Regions from separate parts of the Homo sapiens genome. Here region 1 is linked to region 2. A link is an interaction called in ENCODE POLR2A ChIA-PET data of the cell type or tissue named here. Cell type or tissue: PC-9. All regions are shown on one strand. Each heading gives the region's core, and the rest is flanking DNA. Links, peaks and the distances in the headings are about the cores only. Region 1 overlaps PCYT1A (phosphate cytidylyltransferase 1A, choline). Region 2 holds the start of WDR53 (WD repeat domain 53).

Region 1 (9,597 bases), core at 1-2,500, 290 kb before region 2:
AGCAAGCTGAGATGGGATAGGCAGTGTGGAATGGGGTCTTTCATCTAAGGTTTGGCAATAATTAGGAAATACAAAGATAATTTTCCAGAGATAAAGGAGCATAAGGTAGGCATAAACGGAAAAAGGTTCTCATCTAAGATACAACTAGTAACAGGATGGAGGAATGATAGAGGGAGAAAAAACAGCAGAAAAGACGCACTAGACACCATGAGATGATACGAAGATCAAATCACTGCCTAGAGCCCCAATTTTTCTATTTCATTAGTTTTATTTATTTGTTTATTTACTTTTTATTTTTATTTTTGAGATAGGGTCTGTCTCTGTTGCCCAGGCTGGAATGCAATGGTGCAATCTCGGCTCACCGCATCCTCCGCCTCCCGAGTTCAAGCAATTCTCATGCCTCAGCCTCCCAAGCAGCTGAGATTACAGGCATGCGCCACCACGCCCGGCTAATTTTGTATTTTTAGTAAAGACAGGGTTTCACCAGGCTGGTCTCAAACTCCTGACCTCAGGTGATCCTCCCACCTCAGCCTCCCAAAGTGTGGGATTACAGGTATGAGTCACCGCACCTGGCCATATTTCAATAGTTTCAGCCTAATACACATGCAACTTCCATATTTTCCTAACACTTCTTTTTCTAAACCCAATGTAAAGCTTCTACAACTGAGCTGTGAGTCATAATCCAGTAAAAAGGCAGCAGATTTCCAGTGACTGTGAAAATACACTTACTATTCCTTCTTTTCATTATTTCAGAAGACATGTAACACTGATATCATCAATGTCATATCGGTTTCTACCCTCCCCCTGCCAGGTTAATCTCCACTTACCACTGCACAGCGCTGCACTTTGGAAGGAACCCCATCTTCTTCTGTTGCCCCGTTGGGTCCGGGCGCCTCTTTTCTCCTCTTCCTTGCATTGACCTTGGCTGAACACTGTGCATCCATCTTCTTTTAACTGGTCATAGAAAGTGAAAACAAAAATTTTCTCATTGGGGTGGGAAAAAGTTTGTCACCAGTATTTCAGAGACGTTGACGTGGATACACTCAGCAAAATACCAATTCTACAGCTGCACTTCACCAAGATGAGCCAATGGCATCTGGCAAAACCAGCGAAGCTTCACAAAACACAGGCTCTAGTAGAAATACTGAAACGCCTCTCTGTGCAACAATGGCCACAGTGAATTGCCTGAAGTCGGAAGTCATTCCCCCTCACAGTGCAGCCTACATACTAACTGCTCATTTTAAATCCTGATTGCATGCAAAAGATTGGAATAATTTGGCTGAGAAAGATAGTTACACAGACTCTCCCACTATCCTCCGCATCATCGATATGACAGGTATAAGGCAATGTGAAGGTATGACTGGTGCAGGTAGAGAAAAGAGCCTTTTGTAAACGGATGGCTCTCACCAAGTCCTGGATTAACAAAACACGGATTTCTTAACTCTAATTTTTTTTAAGACGGGGTCTCACTCTGTTGCCCAGGCTGGGGTGCAGTGGTATGATCTTGCCTCACTGCAGCTTCAACCTCGTTAGCTCAAGCGATCCTCTTGCCCCAGCCTCCCAAGTAGTTGGGACTACAGGCACATGCCACCACACCTAGTTATTTTTTTTTTTAAGAGACAGGCCTCGCTATGTTGCCCAGGCTGGTCTTGAATTCCTGGCCTCAAGTGATCCTCCCAACTCAAACTCCCAAAGACTTGGGATGACAGGCATGAACCACATCACTGAGTGAATTTCTTAACTCTAAAAGTTCTATAGATTTCAGTGACCACTTCACCAGAGTTACTTGCATGAAAATTGTGGAGTAGCATAATGGTTTTTATTTACTTTTTTATTGTTTTTATTTTTTTAGGGGTCTTGCTAGGTTGTCCAGGCTGGAGCGCAGTGGCTACTCACAGCCATAATCATAGCACACTGTAGCCTCAAACTCCTGAGCTTAAGCAATCCTCCCATCTGAGCCTCCAGAATAGCTAGGACCAGCATAATGTATTTTTTAAATGTCCTTCTCCTTCTTTCCTTTTTTTTTTTTTGAGAAAGAGTCTCACTGTGTCACCCTGGCTAGAGTGCAGTGGCACGATCTCGGCTCTCACAGCCATAATCATAGCACACTGTAGCCTCAAACTCCTGAGCTTAAGCAATCCTCCCATCTGAGCCTCCAGAATAGCTAGGACCAGCATAATGTATTTTTTAAATGTCCTTCTCCTTCTTTCCTTTTTTTTTTTTTTGAGAAAGAGTCTCACTCTGTCACCCTGGCTAGAGTGCAGTGGCACGATCTCGGCTCTCACAGCCATAATCATAGCACACTGTAGCCTCAAACTCCTGAGCTTAAGCAATCCTCCCATCTGAGCCTCCAGAATAGCTAGGACCAGCATAATGTATTTTTTAAATGTCCTTCTCCTTCTTTCCTTTTTTTTTTTTTTGAGAAAGAGTCTCACTCTGTCACCCTGGCTAGAGTGCAGTGGCACGATCTCGGCTCTCACAGCCATAATCATAGCACACTGTAGCCTCAAACTCCTGAGCTTAAGCAATCCTCCCATCTGAGCCTCCAGAATAGCTAGGACCAGCATAATGTATTTTTTAAATGTCCTTCTCCTTCTTTCCTTTTTTTTTTTTTTGAGAAAGAGTCTCACTCCGTCACCCTGGCTAGAGTGCAGTGGCACCATCTCGGCTCACTACAACCTCCGCCTCCCAGGTTCAAGCGATTCTCCTGCCTCAGCCTCCTGAGTAGGTGGGATTACAGGCACCCACCACCACGCCTGGCTAATTTTTTGTATTTTTAGTAGAGACAGGGTTTCCCTATGTTGGCCAGGCTGGTCTCGAACACCTGACCTCGTGATCCACCTGCCTCGTCCTCCAAAAGTGCTGAAATTACAGGCGTGAGCCATGGCGCCTAGCCAATTTTTGTATTTTTAGTAGAGACAGGGTTTTGTCATGTTGGCCAGGCTGGTCTTGAACTCCTGACCTCAGGTGATCCACCCACCTCGACCTCCCAAAGTGCTGGAATTACAGGTGTGAACCACTGCACCTGGCCCTTCCCCTTCTTTTCTCAGTACTCATTTCCCTTTCCTCTTTCAGGGTCTTAACACCTCAAGCTTGTTCACAGTTTCCAGCTATTAAAACCCCCTCAGGGATTCTCCTTCCCCCAAAGGAACTTATTTATTATTGTCTCATTTAGCAGAGAGTTTCTAGCAACTAGCTATTACAGCAAAGTTCTGAATATTCTGTATTTCATGTTTAAGTCACAGAATACTTGGGGTGTCACTTCGCTAGCCAGAAACCTCTGTGGCCAGTGGCACCTTTGCCTGAGTTTTGCTCAGGCCCGCCGGGCTCGTTCCGTCCACTCAGCCTGGTAGGCTATGCTCAGCTTGTGTTACCAGCACAGATTCCATGCATGCCAAGGACAAGCCAGGCACGGAGCGGCAAGAGGTGCACAGGCGAGCCAGCACAGGGTCCGGCCACTGCGCACAGCCAGGCACGCCAGCTGCCAGGGGGTGAGCAGCTCGAGGCGCCAGCTCCCTGAGAGGCTGCAGCTGAACCAGGCGTACTACAAGCAGCTTCCACTGCAGGCACTGGGGAACATGGTGCTGCCCAGAAGCTTGGAGAGGCCAGGAACCACAGAGCTCCAAAGAGGGTGTCACAGCCCTGGCTCAAGGAGCTCCTAGGTCTGGGCTTCCCAAAGGGCTACAGCTCTTCTCTTTCTCTCTCCTCTCTTCTCTCTTTCTGTTGCCCACAGCGTGGCAAGCAGTGGGGGAGGGGAGGACGTGTTTCGGCTCTGTTTGTGTTTCAGCTCTTTCAGTCCCACCATTTGGCAGATCCCGAGTTCTTGTCCCACGTCCAGGAAGAATGAGGTATATGGACAACTGGAGGACGAGCAAGGTGAAGAGGTGCTTTATTGAGCAACACAACAGCCCTCAGGAGACCCCAAGCGGGTAGCTCCTTTCCGCAGCAGGTCGTCCCAGCATCTGTGCAGCCCTCAGCGGAGAGGAGACCCAGAGTGGATAGCTCCTATCTGCAGGCAGGTCATCCTGACGTCTCTGCAGCCCTCAGTGGAGAGGAGACCTGGAGTGGGAAGCTCCTATCCGCAGGCAGGTCATCCCATCAAGTATGGCTGAGTCCAGGGTTTCTACGGGCTTCAGCGGGCAGGAAGTGCATGCTGATTGGTCCATGGGCAGCCACAGGCAGCCCGGAAAAAGCATCGTAAGTTCTCATTCCAGTCCACAGAACTGGCAGCCTGGGCCCCAGGCTTCAGGCCATCCCTGGCTTGAAGGTGGGGCTTCACCAGGGACCCGCCCATTTCCGCCTAGGAGCCTGTCTGCCTCCTGCTGTCATCAACCTGCTGTCCACAGCGCCCAGGCTATTCACGAAGGGGCGCCTGCAGGCCTGAATGGAGCTGCTCTCAGCTCCGCCTTGGCGTCCCCTCCTGTGCTGCTGGACACCCAAAATCCAGAGGGGGCCAAGGCAGAAGGGGGCTGGCATGTCAGCACTGCCCCTAGCACACGCAAACCCAGCCAGGTCATGACAGTGCCCAGGCTTGGCCTCAACTTTGCTCCAAAATCAGAGCAGGCACCAGGAGCAAGGAGAGGCCAGGCAGTGGGAGCAGGCACTTCAAGCCTGCAGGGGCAGGGGAGGTTCCTGGGCCCCCAAAAGCACAGGGAAGCCCGGGTATGTAGCCACGGCTGCTCCCGCCCTGCCAACTTGGAAACGGGCAGGGCTTCCACCTACTCCCAGCTCCCAGTGGCTCCATGGAGCGTGCAGCACAGACCATGCCTCCCCGACTGCAGCCGGCATCATGGCAGCAGCCCATCCAGACAGGCCACCGCTGCCATCATTTAGATGTTGGCTTTTCAGCCCCCTGCAGGGATAGTTGCGTTTTTCTTAAGTAACACAATTTGTACAAATAAATTACTTTCTTGATACTGATGAAATTTTAGGAATCAGCCAGAAATTGGGGGTAGGGGAAACTCTATGATAAACTGTCATCTCTGCACAAGATACGGTTCAGAGAAAAATCTTCAGAACAGGTGGAAAACCAATGCCAGACAGAATGAGGACAGTCTGCTCTGCCCTACTGCCTCTCATAAGCCTGACTGAGATGTTCGTCTAAACAACTGCAACTGTGCCTTACTTTCTTTCCTCCGGCTCAACTCCGAGTGGCAATATGACAAGATCTACAAGAAACTGGCCTAATTCTTAGAAGCTGAAGGTGACACCCCATGAGTCATGGCCAACATGAAAAAATGTCAGAGTCGAAAGTGAAAGATGAGCACCACCTAGAAACTTCCTTTCATCACAAATGCAAATTAAAATGGAAGAAGGGTTCTATACATTTCACTCCGAGTTCTTTCAGTGATGATGATCAGAGCTTGTCTTCACTATTGTTCTTAATGATTCCTTCATAATATTCAGAGGTCAATACTCTCATCTCAGTGGTCTGAGTGAACTACTCAAAATGCCTAATCCATCCAATTAATGATTGTTTTCTAATTTGCACAGTACTCTTCTGTAAGTATCTGCTCAATTCTTCTAAGTGTAGAGAGACAAAATCCACTATGAGAAATATAATCAGCAATTTGGCATCTGGCAAGTCAATAATATCAGGCAGTCAAAAATATGAGTACTTACTGCTTACAAAGTACTGTATCATAATTTTTAAGTACAAACTGAACCTGGAGGACATTATGCTAAGTGAAATAAGCCAGACGAGAAAGACAAATACCACAAATGACCTCACTTATTTGTGGAATCTAAAAGAGTGGAACTCACAGAAGTACAGAATGGAATGGTGGTTACAAGAGATGGACAGAAGAGGGTGGAGAGCAAAAAGGGAGATGTCGAGTACAAAAATTCAGTTTTGAAAGGAGAAACAGGCTGGGCACAGTGGCTCACGCCTGTAATCTCAGCCTTTGGGAGGCTGAGGCGGGTGGATCACGAGGTCAAGAGATCGAGACCATCCTGGCCAACATGGTGAAACCCCATCTCTACTAAAAGTACAAAAAATAGCTGGGTGTGGTGGCGCATATCTGTAATCCCAGCTACTCGGGAGGCTGAGGCAGAAGAATCCCTTGAACCCAGGAGACAGAGGTTGCAGTGAGCTGAGATCGCACCACTGCACTCCAGCCTGGCAACAGAGTAAGACTCTGTCTCAACAAAAAAGAAAAAAAAAAAGAATGGAGAAATAAGCTTTAGTGATCTATTGCACAGAATGGTGACTATAATAAATAATAATGCAGCCAGGCACGGTGGCTCACACCTGTAATCCCAGCACTTTGGGACGCCAAGGCAGGCGGATCACAAGGTCAGGAGATTGAGAACATCCTGGCTAACACAGTGAAACCCTGTCTCTACTAAAAATACAAAAAATTAGCCAGGCGTGGTGGCGGGCACCTGTAGTCCCAGCTGCTGGGGAGGCTGAGGCAGGAGAATGGTGTGAACCCGGGAGGCAGAGCTTGCAGTGAGCCGAGATCGTGCCACTGCACTCCAGTCTGGGCGCCAGAGTGAGACTCCGTCTCCAAAAAAAAAAAAAACCAAAACAAAATAAATAATAATGCATTTTATATTTCAAAATTGCTAAAAGAGTAGATTTTAAATGTTTTCACCACAAAAAAATAAGTATATAAGGCAAGGAATTTGTTAATTAGCTTGATTTAATCATTCCACATGTAAACATATATCGAAGTATCACATTGTATCCCATAAATATAAACAACTATTATTTATCAATTTAAAAAATTAAAGGCCAGGCACAATGGCTCACGCCTGCAATCCCAGCACTTTGGGAGGCTGAGGTGGGCAGCTCACCTCAGGTCAGGAGTTTGAGACCAGCCTGTGCAACATGGTGAAACTCCATCTCTACAAAAATACAAAAATTAGCCAGACTTGGTGGTGCATTCCTGTAATCCCAGCTACTCAGGAGACTGAGGCGGGAGGATCACTTGAATCTGGGAGGCAAAGGTTGCAGTCAGCCGAGATCGCACCACTGCACTCCAGCCTGGGCAACAGAGTGAGACTCCGTCTCAAAAAATGAAAAAAAAAAAAAAATTAAGTACAAACTATTTTCTCAAGGAAGCTTCAATTAAGGCATGGAAAACACACACAGAGCTCCACCTCAAAAATGCTTATGATATAAAAATGCTCTACAGGATTCTAAAACCATGGGGTGAAAGTTTGCTGAGGAATAGGATATTTGCAGTTACGAAAAATTGACCAGGTGTAGTGGCACATGCCTGTAGTCCCAGCTACTCGGGAGGCCGAGGTGGGAGGACTACTTGAGAACAGCAAGTCAAGGCTGCACTGAGCCATGATCATGCCACTACACTCCAGCCTGGACAGCAAAGTGAGACCCTTTCTCAAAAAAAAAAAAGGCCACATGCAGTGGTTCATGCCTGTAATCCTGGCACTTTGAGAGGCCAAGGCAGGCGAATCACCTGAGGTCTGGAGTTCAAGACCAGCCTGGCCAACATGGTGAAACCCCGTTTCTACTAAAAATATAAAAATTAGCCAGGTGTGGTGGCGGGCACCTGTAATCCCAGCTACTTGGGAGGCTGAGGCAGGAGAATTGCTTAAACCCAGGAGGCAGAGGTTGCAGTGAGCCAAGATCATGCCATTGCACTCCAGCCTGGGTGACAAGAGTGAGACTCCATTTCAAAAAAATATATATATTTTTTTCTTTACCTGCTTACACTATTATGTGTTTATACTATTCCTTATCTGCTTACATACAGTTCTTCTATTTTCTAAAGATGACTTTTGGGTTTTACATTATATTCTACACTGTTCTTTAAACTGAAGTCTTTAGATCCTTCGGATTTAAAATAAAACACACCCACTGCTTTTTGGGTTTTAGTGTAAGACACTTCTTTATCTCATCCACTTCTCAGGAGATGGAAAACATCTGGGTCACAGATATTCCATAATGATAACCCTAAAAGAATTTAGAAATTATGCAAAGATTACTCCTCATGACTTTCCTCTAGAACTACTGCTGTTTAAACTTTTACTCTGGGCTGGGCGCGGTGGCTCATGCCTGTAATCCCAGCACTTTGGGAGACCAAGGTGGGTGGATCACATGAGGTCAGGAGTTCGCAACCAGCCTGGCCAACATGGTGAAACCCCATCTCTACTAAAAATACAAAAATTAGCTGAGCGTGGTGGCATGCACCTGTAATCCCAGCTACTTGGGAGGCTAAGGCAGGAGGATCACTTGATCCCTGGAGGTGGAGGTTGCAGTGAGCCTAAATCGCACGCCACTGCGCTCCAGCCTGGGCGACAGAGCGAGACTTTGTCTCAAAATAATAATAACAATAATAAACTTTTACTCTGTAGGTCTCACAAGTTTTTTTCATTTTTTCCCGGCCTTCTTATGCCATCCCAATGTTCTCTCACATCTACTAACTTATAACCGCAGCACCAAAGCATACAGAATAATAACTGATGTTTAAAATCATGGAAAAAGGTACCCCCAGTCTCCCTCATGTTCCAATAGATGCTTGCCCGGACACATCACCTTTGCTACTGAGAAAGTGTAGAGAAAAGGTGTGTGGGAGGATGAGGGCGTACTGAAGACAGTAAATACATCCTAACATCGTGTTGGCTTCTTAATTTGTTACACTGAAACTTAGGTGTACCTAAAGCCACACCACCATTACAACATCGATAACTGCCCAGTAACCATTTGGAATACCTCCAACAATGAGGAACAATATTTCTTGGACTCTCAGTTTATGATAAGTGCGCCTCTGTCATCAACCAATACCATTCAAGTAAGGTACAGTGATGGCTCTGGAAAAGGAGGTGGCTTTAAATATCTACATTCAAAGGGGAAAAAAAATACACGCACACACACAGGCTGCCTTAATATCCCTGTTTGTCCAGCGGGCAATGGGACTGGGAAATGATCGCGCCTCCTCAGAGCCAATACAGTAGGAGGCGAACATGGGGCAGTGCATTACTCAATGCCCTGCAGACTGACCCTTAGGAATGAGACAGGAAGAAAAGTATTTGGAGATAGAATAGAGAACCTCCCTCAAGAGCCCTACTAGGATGGGCCAACACTTCCTGTTTGTTTAGTGGTTCATCCTCCAGAACACTTTCTTTGTCAAAAAGGCTATAACAGCCCAGTACAGTGGCTCATGCCTATAATCCCAGCACTTTGGGAGACCAAGGCGGATGGATTGCTTGAGCCCAGGAGTTCAAGACCAGCCTGGCCAACATGGCGAAACCCCATCTCTACTAAAAAGACAAATAATTAGCCAGGAGTGGTGGCACATGCTTGTAGTCCCAGCTACTTGGGAGTCTGTGGTGGCAGAATCGCTTGAACCCAGGATGCAGAGGTTGCAGTGAGCCAAGATCGTTCCACTGTACTCCCGCCTGGGTGACAGAGCAAGACCTCATCTCAAAAAAAAAAAAAAAAAAAAAGCTAGGCCAGGTGTGGTGGCTCACACTTGTAATCCCAACACTTTGAGAGGCCAAGGCGGGAGGATCACCTGAGGTCAGGAGTTCGAGACCAGCCTGGCCAACATGGTGAAGCCCGGTCTCTACTAAAACTACAAAAATAAGCTGGGCGTGGTGGCAGGTGCCTGTAATCCCAGCTACCCAGGA
Region 2 (10,412 bases), core at 3,924-6,423:
TTGTCTATTGCCATGCCTAGTGGTTAATGAACCACTGATGGAAAAGTGGTACAGCTGAAGGATGACAGAATGACTACTCAAAGACACACTGTACAATCTGCCTACTTAAAACATATCCATCTGGTTGTATAGGTCTTTCTTTACAACCACAAGGGCAGATTATCACCACTAGGGTGGAGAATGTAGGAGATTTATAAAGGGCTTGGTCAAAACCTAGGAGTGGAAAAGGAAGATAGAGGTTGTAGGGTCACTATGCCCCATACATGTAGAGTGAGTCTCAACCCAGGCACTACAGATGTTTTTGGGGAGACAATTCTTTATTGTTTGGAGACTATCCCAGCACTGCAGGACACCCACTGATTCTGCCTACTGAATACTGGTAGCTTGCAGGAGAGGGGAACAGCATGGTGACAACAAAAACAGTCTCATCATTCTTCAGTTATGAGGGGTATGCAGGGTTGGGGAGGGAAAGGTAAAGACCACTAGCCAAGAGGGTGGAAGTCATAACTGATGCTATTAAAAAGAACATGGAATCTTAGAAGATACTGTATGTAACTGAGAACAGAGATTAAATGCCTGAACAGTGCTGGACACATCGGTCATTCACAATGGTTCTCTCTCTAGAAGCCACCTGACCCCAAACCAAGAAACTTTTCTGTGACATTATTGATGATACTCTGCTTGAATACCTGTCATCTTAGAGAAAAAACATAGCCTTTGGAGCCAGAGAGATTGAGGTTTGAATCTCAGTCAGGTGGCAATGTAGATACTTCATGTGAATTTCAGTTTCTTTATTTATTAAAAAAAATAACTAGGAGGGTGTGATTAGAATTAAAACTAATATACACAAAGCATTGGCAAGAACTAAGTGCTCAACAGACAGAAATCATGACGACTCACTCCAGTGATGAGATTTACTCTCTCAAGAGGAAGCACATCCTGCCATGGGAACGTTCAAGCTATTTGAAAACGTTTACATTAAGCCCAAATCTGCTTTCCCATGACTTCTCTTATGAAGACCAGCACATTCCATTTTTTCCCCTCATGAAAACTAAGAATTAAACACCTCCAGTTCTCTACATAATGGGTTTCTAGATACATCTACTCTCCTGATGGACTTCCTCTGTATTTGGGCAATTTGTGATGCTCCTTTCTTTTTTCTTTTTTTTTTTTTGAGACAGAGTCTCACTCTGTTGCCTAGGCAGGAGTGCAGTGGCATGATCTCGGCTCACTGCAACCTCCACCTCCTGGGTCAAGCGATTCTGCTGCCTCAGCCTCCCAAGTAGCTGGGATTGCAGGAGCCCACCACCACGCCTGGCTAATTTTTGTATTTCTAGTAGAGACAGGGTTTCACCACGTTGGCCAGGCTGGTCTTGATGACCTCAAGTGATCTGCCCACCTCGGCCTTCCAAAGTGCTGGGATTACAGGCGTGAGCCACCGTGCCCAGCCGTGATGCTCCTTTCAAAACTCAGCATTGAATACAGTGCTCTGATCCTGATCACCAATACACACTATTTCAGTTAATGTACCCCAGAACTTTAAAGTAAAAACAGACCCCTCTAACTTTTTGTTTAAACAGAGTTTACAGAGAGTGGGTGGACCAACTCTGCCTTTAGTACTCACTGTTTGTTTAAACAGATGTTTACAATCAAATATTTGCATTTTCAGGTTTTAGGAGTATCTTACAGTATAGAGAAAGGAAAAGTAAAGGATTAATGATTACTTTGTGAATAAATTCTATTAGGTTTTATCAGACTAGCATTAAATGTAGAAATAAGGCTTATTGTTCATAAATGGATATGTTAGTAGAAAACAGAAAAAGCAAAGATATTTCGTGTGATCAATAATTTGATCCTGTTAGCAAATCCCACTTAGAAATTCCCCAAGTACTCTGTGCAAAAGCATCACCTGCATATCCAGTCCACATGACACCAGGCTCTGAGGCCTCTGAGGCCGAAAAGCCACTGAGGAGCAGATATTGGAATGTCTCTTCAAGGATCTGATAACTTTCTTGTTTTCCAAGTCTAGGATTTTGATTGCCCCAGAGTCGTCAGCAGAAGCCAGCAGGTTTTCCGTTTGATTCAATGAAAGACAATTGATTTCTTCTTCATTCACATGAAAATGGTCCAAGGAATCTTTGAGGGACCTGACATCCAGTACACTAATGGTTTCTCCATGTGAGGCATAGAGCTTGGTGGGACAGGAGGGAGAAAATAAGACACTGGTAACATCATCAGCCCCTTGGAACCGCGTGTGTCCTAATGGAGTTCCATCTTCACCCCAAGCCGTGAGATCTCCGCCCTCTGCTCCAGAAGCCAGCAGCCCTTCTTTACTTGCATTCAGGCAGAGGACAGGAGAAGAATGCCCACCCGTCCACTTGACTGCCATAATGGTCCCGGAGACTCTGTGAAGTGGGGGAAACAACTGTAATCTCATGTTTTATACATCGACTTGATGGGAGGAGACAGATGTAATAAACAATATTTCATCTTTTAAAATGTTTTAAAAATACATCTTAAAAAAACTCAATTAATTAAAAAAAAAAAAGACACTTAAAGATCACATCTCCAAAAGCCTAGCTGAACACAGGGTTGTATCCTGGCTGGCAAATACTTCAGTGGGCTTCCTTTGCCATCAGGGATCTAGGTAAGGCCAGTCCTCCAGTCTTTCATATGGAACCCACAGAAGAATAAACACTACATATTTTAAATTAAGAAAAATTATTTTAAAGAGAGGGCTGCAAAATCATCAGGTTATGCCTCTTATCTGAATAATGTTTTAGATGGTGAGCTCTGCAGCTAGGCTCTCCAGGTTTGCAGTAGCTAGGGGACTGGGCAAATTACTGAACCTGTCACCCACTTTTCTTCTCTATAAAATGAGGATAATAATGACACTCATTTCATAGGATCATAATATATGTAAATCACACATAATAGTGCCTGATACATAATGAATCCTCAACAAGCATTGCTATTGTTACTTTTTCGATTTTTATTAGGCCGGTGCAAAGCGGCATTACATACACTGCACCAGTACTCTCAAAGTGTGGTCTCCACACTAGCAGCATCAGCATCCCCTAGGAACTTGTCAGAAATGCAAATTGTCAGACCCAACCCTAGATCTACTGAATCTGAAAATGGGGGTGAGACCAAGCAGTGTGTTTTTGTTGTTGTTGTTTTGTTTTGTTTTCTGAGATGGAGTCTCGCTGCCGTTAGCCCGGGCTGGACTGCAATGGATGATCTCGGCTCACTGCAACCTCCGCCTCCCGGGTTCCAGCAATTTTCCTGCCTCAGCCTCCCGAGTAGCTGAGATAACAGGCACCCGGCACCATGCCTGGCTAATTTTTGTATTTTTAGTAGAGACGGGGTTTCACCATGTTGGCCAGGCTGGTCTCAAACTCCTGACCTCAGGTGATCCACCCACCTTGGCCTCCCAAAGTGCTGGGATTATAAGCGTGAGCCACCACGCCCGGCTGCAATGTGTTTTAGTAAGTCCTCCAGGTGATCCTGATGTACAGTGGAATTGCAGAATCTGTATTAAACTAATGACCACCTGGGGAAATGGTGAAAATGGCAGGCCCTTGGTCTCCCCACCAGACACTTATTCAGTAGGTTATCTAATTTTATCTCAAAACAACCCTTTTGATTGGTATTATTCCATTTTAGGGATAATAAAACCGAGTCTCAGAAATGTTAAATAATTTTCCCAAGGTCACTTGACTCTTAGGATTTGTAACAGATCCCAAATGTTTTGTTTTTGTTTTGAGACAGGGTTTTGCTCTGTCACCCAGGCTGCAGTGCAGTGGCACAATCGTGGCTCACTGCAGCCTTGACCTCCCAGGCCTAAGCAATCCTCCCACCTCAGTCTCCTGAGTAGCTCAGACCACTTATGTGCACCACCATGCCTGGCTAATTTTTATTTTATTAAATTTTTTTTTGCAAAGTCGGGGTCTCCCTATGTTGCCCAGGCTCCAAATATTTAAATAATGAAGGTCCTTTTCTAACAACTCCACCTGACAACAGTTTTGTTATTATTCTTTGAAGAAACAGAAAATGACCAAAAGTTACTAGTAAGTCATCAGTGCTTGAAAATGTACTCACATATGTTTAATCATATTATCATCTACCTGCACTTACACAACAGTGTAAAATTTAGATTTCTCATCCTCTAGGAATCCCAGATATACACACACTGGAAATGCCACATAATACCGGCCTGCCGTGCCCGCCTGCTGGTCAAGGCAAAAAGGAAATCAGGGCAATTTATACAACTCTAATCTTGGTCAAGACAAAAGGAAGCAAATAAATCTACCTGGACAAATTTAATTTTTCATTTCATAAGCGAAAGGAGAGCTTACCCGAGTGCCAGCCCCCAGAGCTGTTGTGCTATTTTCAGATAAGATACTTGAATTTAGCCCAGTGGTACAGAGATAAAATCATTTAAAATAATCTGGCAATCTGCCCAAAGTTTCCATTCCCAACACAAAGCTTTTTTTTTTTTTTGAGACGGAGTCTTGCTCTGTCGCCCAGGTTGGAGTGCAATGGCACAATCTCAGCTCTCTGCAACCTCTGCCTCCTATGTTTAAGCGATTCTCCTGCCTCAGCCTCCCAAGTAGCTGAGATTATAGACGCCTGCCACCACGCCAGGCTAACTTTTCCATTTTTAGTAGAGACAGGGTTTCACCATGTTGGCCAGGCTGGTCTTGAACTTCTGACCTTACATGATCCACCCACTTCAGCCTCCCAAAGTGCTGGGATTATAGGCGTGCGTCACCGCACCCAGCCTCCCCCTACTTTTAGTCACACATACGATCACTAATTAGACTGCAAAAAAATCACTGATCTATTAGTAATCAAGGTAACGGAAACGTGATCACAAAATCAAATACAGAAATGTTCATAAAAATAACAAAATAAAAAACAAAATTAAACTTTTGTTTTCAAGCAGAAGCACTCAACTAATATACAGAGGAAACTAACTGGAGACTGAAGCAATAATATTTAAAGGAGAGAATTGGAGAGGAAATGACTCAGAGGGAGGTAAAAACAGGGAGCCCTGGTGGTTTGATTTTTGCTGACAAGTACTGAAACAGCAGCAGGTAAATATGCCGTAACGAAGACTGTTGCCAAAAGTTCCAGATAAACCTAGATTTTAAACGAAAGGCACTGATAGTATTTAGGCTTAGGAACTGTAATACTGACTTACCTCATGATAAAGATGCTATCCTACAAATTTGAATTGAGTATTGAAAAGTCAATTTAAGTTACAAATAATTTTGTTTAACGATTTCAATTTTTTTTCTTTTTTCTTTTTTTTTTTTTTTTGAGACAGGGTCTTGCTCTGTCATGCAGGCCTTGACCTCCCCAGGCTCAAGTGATCCTCCCGCCTTAGCCTCCTGAGTAGCTGGAACTACAGGCTCTCACCACCAAACCCACCTAATTTTTTGTATTTTTTTTGTAGAGATGAGGTTTCCCCACATTCCCCAGGCTGTTCTTGAACTCCTGGGCTCAAGTGATCCTCCCGTCTCAGCCTCTCAAAGTGCTGGCATCACAGGCATGAGCCACTGCACCCAGCCAATGCTTTCAAATCTTTAGAATGTCGATCACTTTTTTGCCAAGTTATAGTTTTAATTTTGCTATGATGAATCAACTTTGAAGTCAGGAAGTCTGTACTCTAGAGCATTAAGATTTGCTGATATTTGTGTGCATACAGGTTTTGGATCCCAGCTGGGATTTTAGGTTTTCTCTGAAACAAGAATGAGGCAAGGTTTCTAGTGCTCCTGTTTCTCCATTACAAATCTACCCACAGGAGAGCCAAATAAATGCTGACTGACAGACAAAAGTTTTAGCAGGTTTTCTTCCTAATTTAATTCTTTTCTAGAAAAGATTAACTCAATCTTCAAGGTTCATTCAGTTAAGTTTTGCTCCGAAGTGTGAGAAGACAGGCAATAAACGAATTTTGTCCTTAAAGGGATTATTATAAAGACTACAGTTCCTATAAATTTTTCCACAGTGGAACCAGTAGTAACTCTTGTTCTATTAGTCTCACAAGACCCCAAGAACACTTTCATCTTATTAAACTCTACACACTAAACTCCTACTCTCTAAATCACATAGATAATATTTACTGATCATTTATCTAGTCAGAAAAATAAATAACTGTTACTGGGAATGTTAAAAAAAAAAAAAAGGCAGGGGCCAGGGGAGGCTGGGCGTGGTGGCTCACGCCTGCAATCCTAGCACTTTGGGAGGCTGAGGAGGGCGGATCACTTGAGGTCAGGAGTTCAAGACCACCCTGGCCAAGATGGAGAAACCCTGTCTCTACTAAAAATACAAAAATTAGCAGGGTGTGGTGGTACGTGCCTGTAATCCCAGCTACTCGGGAGGCTGAGGGCTTGAACCTGGGAGGTGGAGGTTGCAGTGGTGAACTGAGATTGTGCCACTGCACTCCAGCCTGGGTGAGAGTCGGGGTGAGGGGGCAGGGGGGAGTTTGGAAAGCCCCAGAAACAGAAATCCATAAACTCTGAGGCTATTAATTTTAGTCAATCAAGATTTATTATGCAAACTATTGATCAGCGATTCAACTAGAGCCTCCAAAATTGTTTACTTAGTCTATAAAACTAAAATGATTTGTTATTATTTGAAACACACCAAAGAACACTATGAAAAAGTTAATCAGATTGCTGTGATAGAAGGGTAGTGGGAAAAAATGTAATTAAAGTTGGGTTAAATCAAAACAATTTTTCAGAAATGAGTTGGCAAGCCACTGTTTCTTGCTTTTCTATGACTGCAACTGGAAAGCCTGGCAGAAAGAGGTGAAGTGTCACCATCCCCACATTCACGTATCAAGTCAACAAGCTTCTCTTTTCCTATGGAGTTGCCTAAAGCGTTAAGCACAGCAGTTAATCATATCCTACTGTAAATTACTTTAATTAGATAATAGATCACTTCCTTCTAATACCTAAAGAAATCACACAGAGTGGGTGAGGGAAAGGTGAGTTTTTTCTTGTGTTTTTTTTTTGAGACAGTATCTCCCTCTGTTACCCATACTGGAGTGTAGTGGCCCAATCTCTGCTCACTGCAACTTCCACCTTCGGGGCTCAAGTAATCCTCCCACCTCAGTCTCCCAAGTAGCTGGGATTACAGGCATGCACCACCACGCCCAGCTAATTATCTTATTTTTTGTAGAGACAGGATTTCACCATGTTGCCCAAGCTGGTCTAACTCCTGAGCTCAAGCAATCCACCCACCTCGGCCTCCCAAAGTGCTGGGATTACAGGCATGAGCCACTGTGCCCTGCCAGGTGAGTTATTTTGAGAGCATTTTTTTCTTTTTTTTTTTTTTGAGACAGAGTTTCGCTCTCGTCGCCCAGGCTGGAGTGCAATGGTGCAATCTCGGCTCACTGCAACCTCCGTCTCCCAGGTTCAAGCGATTCTTGTGCCTCAGCCTCCTGAGTAGCTGGAACTACAGGCATGCACCACCACGCCCGGTTAATTTTTGTATGTTTGGTAGAGATGGGGTTTCACCATGTTGGCCAGGCTGGTCTCAAACTCCTGACTGCAGGTGATCCGCCCGCTTCGGCCTCCCAAAGTGCTGGGATTCCAGGCGTGAGCCACGGCACCCGGCCGAGAGCATTTTTTAAAAGGGTGAAGTGCCACAGCCGGCAGTTCTCATCAGCCAGAGCGCAGAATGAGAGTACTGAACATGGGGAAGGGGCTTGGTGGGGTGGGTGATGAGCAGGTGAAAGATTTGTAAAAAAGAAAAGGAGGGGTTGAGAAGGGTAATCTTACTTTGAAATTCTACCTGGGGCGCTCAGGAGACGGTCTGCCGTTGAAAGTCACCTCAGCGGCTGGACTAGATTAGTAAGAATGACAACATCGCATCCTTCAAAGGCTCTGCCTCGGCTGCACTGAGACACGATAAAGGCCAGTCTTTAAAAACTGAGTGATCTCTAAACACTCTGCACTAGTCATACCACCACCGTCCCGTTCAAGAGTCTGTGCCTCTAAGGCTGTTCATTCTGTCTAGTTCATGATCCCTTTCTCAGATGGATCAACTCTGCTTATCCTTGAAGACTTCAAAGAAATTAGTGAGAGACAGTCACCATCACCAGAGTCAGCACAGGTCAACTTTTCTCTACAGGCTTGGGGTTTCTGAAGTTGGACTTGATGTGGAGAAGCTGGATAGCAACCAAAATGATTGAAGGGCTGTGGCGCTGGCACTGGTAAGAATGAAAAGAATTAGGGTTACTGGACTTGGTGAAAAAGACATGAGGAGAAGGGACAGGCAAATAATAATCAAACACCATGAATCAGAGGGTAGGGAAGGTAGCCACCGTTCCTTTGCTTTTACTAGAGACTAAGAAATGGATTATACATAGCAAGAAGCTTCAGAAAAGATTTCTTACTACATAAAGGTTCCAAGACATTGGAGTTGACCAAGGGAGTCTGTGAACCCTATTATTTTAATTACTCAGCTCATGGAGTTGTTTTGAGGATTACGTATATAAAAATCTGCGTAAATGACGTAGTATACAGTGCCTGGTTCACACCGTGGCTCAAATGATGGTTATTATTATTCTCTTACTAAGCATGCTTTAAAGGCTGTCGGAAAACTTTGGGGCCACCTAGGAAATCGTAGTATAATCAAATAATGCTGAAATTCTTGTGTGTGTGTGTGTGTGTGTGTGTGTGTGTGTGTGAGGTAGGGGCTCACTCTGTCGCCCAGGCTGGAGCACAGCAGGGCGATTACGGTTCACCTCAGCCTCGACCTCCCGGGCTCAGCCTCCCAAGTAGCTGGGACCAGAGGCGCACGCCACCACCCTCGGCTAATTTTTCTATTTTTTTGTAGCGACACTGCCTCGCAATGTTGCCCAAGCTGGGATGCTGAAATTCTTCCCCTTCCAAGAATCCATCTATAATTATAGCCTCCACGTCATTCTCCCTATTGGAATGTTTAATTGACTAAAACTACATTGCCTTCATCTGCTTACTAAGCGGTGGATCCAGTAAAGACCACATCTTGTCCAAAAGACGGCAGCACTTAATTAGCGCTCAAATGGCACTCGAACGTTTGGGCGAGGGGGTGTTCAGTCGCAGCCACCTTACTTTGCGAAGGCACACAGGGACAGACGTTCGCTAAGTGCCGATACTTAGGGAGAACGAGAGGGCCTGACCAGGTAAAGACGGCCTCCGCTGCCCAAGCTACACAAAAAGGTTGGGGAGCCAGGACCCGGCAAGCAAGGAGAGAAAAGTTTCATGCGTTGAGCTGGAGTCTGAAGCAAGGACCTAACGGACACAGGGAAACGTCACAGGAAAGGGAGCCCAGGAGAGCAGACGCGGAGCCACCAGACCAGAAAAAGGAAAAAGCACTGGAAAACAGCATCGAAGTCACCGGAAAGCAGCATCGAAGCCACCGGCGCCAGCCTCATACCTGCGCTTCCCGCTCCCCTCCTCGGCGCCTAGTGATAACCTCACCCGCCGGCGCCCAATCCCGTCGAGCGTCAGGCGTGAGGCGGCGCAGCCAAACAGTCACATCCGGGGCCGAGAGGAACCGCGAACGAGCTGGGCGTGCGCCCTTGCTTCGTGCCCTCAACCCGCATGGCGGAGCCGCTGGCGCGCCGCGGAGAGGCCGGGCGAGTCGGGCGGTTTCGGCGCCCGCGCTGAGCCGCGGAGGAGGGGCGGAGGACGCCCCTGCAGCCGGTGCGTCTGCCCTCAGTGAGGCGGGGCGCGCGGCGGACGCCCCCGGGCAGGGGCGGGAGTGGTGGAGGCGCCGGCGGTTGGCACTGACAGGGGCGGTGAGCGAGCCGCTCCGGTCTCCGGGCGAGGCTTGGCCTTCCGAGCAGAGACGGCGGGAAGCGGCGGCGGCAGCGGCGGCCCTAGGGCCGGCTGGTGAGGCGATGGCGGCGCCGGCCCCGGGGGCTGGGGCAGCCTCGGGCGGCGCTGGCTGTAGCGGCGGCGGCGCGGGCGCGGGCGCGGGCTCGGGCTCTGGGGCCGCGGGGGCCGGGGGCCGGCTGCCCAGCCGGGTGCTGGAGTTGGTGTTCTCTTACCTGGAGCTGTCCGAGCTGCGGAGCTGCGCCCTGGTGTGCAAGCACTGGTACCGCTGCCTGCACGGCGATGAGAACAGCGAGGTGTGGCGGAGCCTGTGCGCCCGCAGCCTGGCAGAAGAGGCTCTGCGCACGGACATCCTGTGCAACCTGCCCAGCTACAAGGCCAAGGTGAGAGAGCCCCGGGCCACACCGCTGCCCCCAGTCCCGCTCCCCGGCGTCGTTCGCGGTGTTTCTCATCCGAGCTTCTGAGTCAGAAGCTTCGCCTCACCAGCCCGCCTTTCCACGGCTCCAGTCAGTATCTTCCTCACCTCCCCCCAAGATAAAGATTCTCTTTTCTTTGGATCGAAGTTCTGCTCCTTAACCC

What was found. ChIA-PET counts read pairs that join two places held together with the same protein. Peaks named below come from ENCODE experiments on the same cell type or tissue, not always from the same donor. Only the 100,000 strongest peaks of a DNase experiment are listed, where the experiment ranks them.
Region 1: POLR2A ChIA-PET joins it to region 2 with 10 read pairs; 5 of 35 experiments call an interaction of 5 or more read pairs at or near these places.

Annotation. Positions count from the first base shown.
Region 1 is chr3:196,269,588-196,279,184 of GRCh38, forward strand. PCYT1A (phosphate cytidylyltransferase 1A, choline) reads right to left here. Exons shown (of 9, transcript NM_001312673.2): 2 at 828-954. The coding sequence starts at 944. Among named protein-coding and RNA genes, the nearest start is that of PCYT1A, 13 kb to the right of the region's middle. RefSeq lists enhancers at 3,497-3,996, 5,165-5,374, 9,413-9,597. In PC-9, for the core only: no CTCF peak of the experiment used is centred there; no DNase peak of the experiment used is centred there.
Region 2 is chr3:196,559,087-196,569,498 of GRCh38, forward strand. It overlaps WDR53 (WD repeat domain 53), which reads right to left and starts at 9,468. Exons shown (of 4, transcript NM_182627.3): 1 at 9,433-9,468; 2 at 7,791-8,221; 3 at 1,910-2,405. The coding sequence starts at 2,389. It overlaps FBXO45 (F-box protein 45), which reads left to right and starts at 9,574. Exons shown (of 3, transcript NM_001105573.2): 1 at 9,574-10,216. The coding sequence starts at 9,899. RefSeq lists enhancers at 4,040-5,239, 7,610-8,809 and silencers at 9,531-10,070, 10,192-10,412. In PC-9, for the core only: no CTCF peak of the experiment used is centred there; DNase peaks (open chromatin) are centred at 4,165 and 5,045; H3K4me3 peaks cover 839 bases; H3K27ac peaks cover 2,350 bases.